Regions from separate parts of the Homo sapiens genome. Here region 2 is linked to region 1. A link is an interaction called in ENCODE POLR2A ChIA-PET data of the cell type or tissue named here. Cell type or tissue: PC-9. All regions are shown on one strand.

Region 1 (2,500 bases):
CCAAAGTCACACTTCAGCAAAGGATGGATAATGGTTTCATTTCACAGGCTAGAGATCATTGGGCAGTGTCTGCATGTGTTCCAGCTCAGTGGGAAAGAGTGCTACAATTGATTAGTGATGTCTGCTCTGAGCGCAGAAGTGGTGAATTTTGCAGTGTGTGCCATCGTTTGCCCTCCTTGCCCTCAAGTCCTTTCTTCTATTGGTAGCTAGGTCTCTGCAGAGATAACTGTCACAATGAGCAGAGCGAAAAACACCAACATCTGGTCTGAACCCCAAATTCATCTCCAAGAGTCCCTATCTCTCTCTATTTCCCCCTCTCCCTCAATACAGACCTGTGTAGGGAGAAGGTAGCCAAAAGGACAAGACTTTCAAATTTCTTGAGCATCTTCTCAGTGCCAGGCACCAAGCTAGACTCTCCGTGTAGCATGTCAATTTCGAGCACCAAACCAAAAGGGTGCTATTGTTATTCCCATTTTATAGATGAGCAAATTGAGGTTTTTAGAAATTAGGCTGCTTGCCCCAGCTGATAAGAAGCAGGGCCAGGTTGCACTGGAACCCACACACTGTATATCATACCATCTCTGAGGGAGATCCAAGCCCACCCAGAGGCCTTGCCTGGCTGCGATTCCTGCCAGCCTGCAGGCAGCCACCATGAGCCCAGCAGAGACAAGCCCCACTTGACTTCTCTGTGGATGATCAGATGCTACCTCCCACCCTTCTTCTTCCTGCTTTACTACAGACTTAGTCTCTTCTGGGGCCCCCAAACCCCTCCTTCCTTAGATCTGTTCCCAAAGGCCAGAGGGAGGCGGGCTGCCCCATCTTTCAGGGAGCTCCACGGAGCTGCCATCAGCTGGTGGCAGAAAGAGGTTGTGAAGCATCTGCTCTTGGAGCCTGCATCCTGGGGGAGTCCTGGGCCACCTTTCCCAGCTGGGGCCTGATGGAGAAGGCTCCTCCACCTCCAGCCTTCCTGAAGAGCCAGGCTGGTTCTCCTACTCACTCAAGGCTTGAGGCAGGTCCTCTGAAGGCTGGGAAATGGCTCACAGGCTTGGTATTTGCTGGCAGAGAAACTGATCTCCCTCTTGCAGCCACTTGGCCAAAACCCCTCTGGGCTGCCCTGGGTCAGGGTTTGACTGCCTCCCCCTTTCTTGTTTTTGCCTCCTTCCTCTGCCTTGGTCTTCTCATCTGCCAAATTGAAAGGAGGGAGTTAATAAGAGCTGCTGGCACTATCTCCATGAGGGGCAGGGATGAGCTGAAATGCCTGAAAGTAAGACGGTGTTGAGGGGTGGGGAAGTTGGGGTGTGAGCAGTGCCTAGGAGGGGTCAGCCCAGCCTGGCCGATTAATGCCTGCTGGACTCCTGAGGGGCTGATGGACAAGCCTGCTCCCCCAGGGCCTGCAGCCATGGAAGCTGGCAGACCTGGGTTACAGGTGGGCTGGTGCCGCTCACCTTGCCACCTTGCACTTGGTGGGCATAGCTGTTCACTTTCTCCAGACCTCACGTGCACTGACTCCTAGGGGCAGGGTCTTGCTTGGGAAACGTTTGGGCTTGTTTTACCTTCTGCAGACTTTTCTGGCTACTCTTCTAACCTGGCAGGGAGTAGGGGTGGAGAAGCCCAAATGGGAACAGGGTGGGGCTCCTACTCTAATTTTCCCATTTTGTGGGGGCTTCAGTATCTTCACATGTACCTGGCAAGCTTATTTTGGGGGCTAAGGAAGTTAAAGGAATTCTGTATGTATCTAAGTGCACAACAGCTCCAGATCTGGAATGAGGAATTAAAAACAGGGGTGTGTGTCCATGTGAGTGCCCTCCTGGGATTTCCGGGTTTCCTTCCTGAGTGTTCCTATGTCTGTTTTGGGGGGTCTGGAGCGCTCAGGGTCCAGCATCCCTCCCAGAACCTGTGTGAGGGCCTCTGGTCTGTGAGCCATGGAGGCTGTCCACAAAGCATTTGCTTCATCTTGACTCATTCGCTTGTTCAGTTGCTCAATAAACACTGAGCACCTCCTATGTGCCAGGCACTGAGCACGGTGGTGCGGGCGAACTGGGAACCCAGCAGGCATGGCCCCTGCTTTCTGGATGTTCACCGTCCACTGGCGGCACGAACAAGTGAACACGCAGAAGAGACTTAATGAATGAGCAATTTCTAGATTGATCTGAAGTGGGGGCCGAGATGGGGGCCAGGTCAGAATGATGATCTGTTGAGCCAATTCAGAACCCCAAGGGTCTCCTTGGGCAGCTGGCAGTGATGGATGTATGATAGGAGGGGAACTGAGGTTCATTTCCAGATTTCTGACTTGAGCGCCCCAAACCAATACAGCAAAATCAAGCAAAGCTGGCCTAGAGAGGAAGACAAAGAATTCAGTTTGGGTCAGGTTGAAACTCAGGTTAGGGGTAGGGGCTGCCCAAGGCAGACAGACAGCAGGAGGAAGAAGGAATAGAAAGCCCAGGAAGAAACTAGGGTGGGAGAGACTGTTGGAAGCTACTGGCCTAGAGGCTGCCGCTGA
Region 2 (2,500 bases), 1.6 Mb before region 1:
TAACCTTCAAAATATAACTAACCCACATGCTTTACTACATGCCAATGGCCACAACTGCGCACCAGAAACCCTCCGCTCATCTGTTGCCAGGACTTTAGCACAGCCCCCAAATGTGTCTCCCAAAATCTACACTTGCCCCTTCCTATCCATTCTGCCAGCATGGGATCCTAAAAAGGCAACTCTGATAATACCACTCCCCCGTTTATACCTTTCAATGGCTTCCCACTGACTTTAGGAAAAATCCTAAACCTTTCTAATGGCCCACAAGGCCCTGCATGATCAGTCCCTACCCACCTCTCCAGCCTCACCCTCACCTGTGTCTCTCTCACCCTCCCTCTCGGCCCTGGCCACCCTGGCATTCCCTTTTTTTTTTTTTTTTTTTTTTTGAGATGGAGTCTCACTCTGTTGCCCAGGCTGGAGTGCAGTGGCGCAATCTTAGCTCACTGCAACCTCCACCTCCCAGGTTCAGCCTCCTGCCTCAGCCTCCCGAGTAGCTGGGATTACAGGCACCCACCACCACACCCAGCTAACTCCTGACCTCAGGTGATCCACCCACTTTGGCCTTCCAAAGAGCTGGGATTACAGGTGTGAGCCACTGTGCCCGGCCACCCTGGCCTTCCTTTAAAGTCTCCCACACCAAACTGTCTGCTTCCCTGGGGCCTGCCCACTTGCAGTTCTGTCTGGAATACTCCTCCAACTCAGTCATGCATGCCCATGCTAAGGTCCCCTTGTCCTTGAATGCCCCCTTTGTGAAGATACGTCCCTACAGAAAATCAAATTCAGGTCCCTGGTCCCATGCTTTCCAAACACCCTACATTTCTCTGCAGCTCAGTTACACTCCATGTGTCCACACTGACTGCTGTAGTTTCTTGTTCAATCCTCAGCTCCTCCTGGAGACCACCAGGACAACAAGCTCTACAAGAACAGGAGTGTGGCTGCTTAGTTCACTGCCAGATTTCTAGCACTGAGCCAGGTACATGACCTTTAGAGGCTGCTTAGTAAGGTGTGACTGAATACTTACCACTGTGGTAGCCAAGAGGACAGCCTCTTGTAGGGTGGTTGGTCTGGCAACTTCCTCTGGCACTCAGTCAGAGGTGCCTGACACACCCTGCCTCTAAGGAGGCTCCTCTGAGAAAAACTAGGCAGCCCCCATGCCTTTCCCAGTTACTGCCACAACCACTCACCCCACCCTGAGATCACACCCACATCACCACTTTAGTCACTCATTTCCAATCTCTTCTACCATTCCTTTTAAGGGCTGGTCTCCTCTATTACGCTCAATTTCTTAGACAGTAACCTTGGCTGGGCGAGGTGGCTCATGCCTATAATCCCAGCACTTTGGGAGGCCAAGGCAGGAGGATCACCTGAGATCAGGAGTTCCAGACCAGCCTGGCCAACATGATGAAACCCTGTCTCTACTAAAAATAAAAAAATTAGCCAGGCATGGTGGTGTGCACCTGCAATCCCAGCTACTCGGGAGGCTGAAGCAGGAGAATCACTCAAACCAGGGAGGCAGAGGTTGCAGTTAGCCAAGATCGCACCACTGCCCTCCAGCCTGGGCAACAGAGTGAGATTCCATCTCAAAAAATAAAAAATAATAACCTTAACTTCAGTTACATGGACATAATATCCTGTTAACCTTAAAAAAAAAAGACATTAAAGAAAAATACCTCCAAACATGTTGAGTTTATTTGAGAATGAGAGAAAAGGATTATAATCCAGGATGCACAGAAGGGCAAGCCACAAGTACATCTGGTGACAGAAGGGGAAAAGGAAGCTTTTATTGGCAGAAAGGGAGAGATTTATATAAGTTGCTTAGAAACAGAGTTCATGGCCAGACACAGTGGCTCATGCCTGTAATCCTAGCACTTTGGGAGGCCAAGGCAGGCGGATCACGAGGTAAAGAGATCAAGACCATCCTGGCCAACATGGTGAAACCCCGTCTCTACTAAAAATACAAAAATTAGCTGGGTGTGGCGGCGCATGCCTGTAGTCGCAGCTACTCAGGAAGCTGAGGCAGGAGAATCGCTTGAACCCGGGAGGCAGAGGTTGCAGTGAGAGATCACGCCACTGCATTCCAGCCTGGTGACAGAGCGAGACTCATCTCCAAAAAAGAAAAAAAAGAGTTCATGAGTTTCCTAGAGGATCAAAGCCAGAGTTGTCTTCAGTTCACTGGTGGAGATGCCATTACTGGGCAAGTATTCTTTCCAGAGCATTTTATCTGAATTACAATAGTCCTAAAAAATGTCTATGCCAGGCAAGGTGGCTCACACCTGTAATCCCATCACTTTGGGAGGCCAAGGCAGGAGGATCACTCAAGGCCAGGAGTTTGGGACCAGCCTGGGCAACATAGCAAGATCCCATCTCTACCAAAAATATATATATATTTTTTAACTAGCCAGGAGTGATGGAAGGTGCCTGCAGTCCCAGCCACTCTGGGAGGCTTAAGCAGAAGAATCATTGGGAGTCCAAGAGTTCGATGCAGCAGTGAGCCATGATT

The links. Peaks named below come from ENCODE experiments on the same cell type or tissue, not always from the same donor. Only the 100,000 strongest peaks of a DNase experiment are listed, where the experiment ranks them.
Region 2: POLR2A ChIA-PET joins it to region 1 with 6 read pairs; 1 of 35 experiments calls an interaction of 5 or more read pairs at or near these places.

Annotation. Positions count from the first base shown.
Region 1 is chr16:66,440,674-66,443,173 of GRCh38, reverse strand. The region is part of intron 2 of BEAN1 (brain expressed associated with NEDD4 1); the gene reads right to left. Among named protein-coding and RNA genes, the nearest start is that of BEAN1, 15 kb to the right of the region's middle. In PC-9, no CTCF peak of the experiment used is centred here; a DNase peak (open chromatin) is centred at 1,043.
Region 2 is chr16:68,030,795-68,033,294 of GRCh38, reverse strand. All of the region lies in intron 2 of DUS2 (dihydrouridine synthase 2), which reads right to left. Among named protein-coding and RNA genes, the nearest start is that of DUS2, 8.8 kb to the right of the region's middle. In PC-9, no CTCF peak of the experiment used is centred here; a DNase peak (open chromatin) is centred at 1,114; H3K27ac peaks cover 1,340 bases.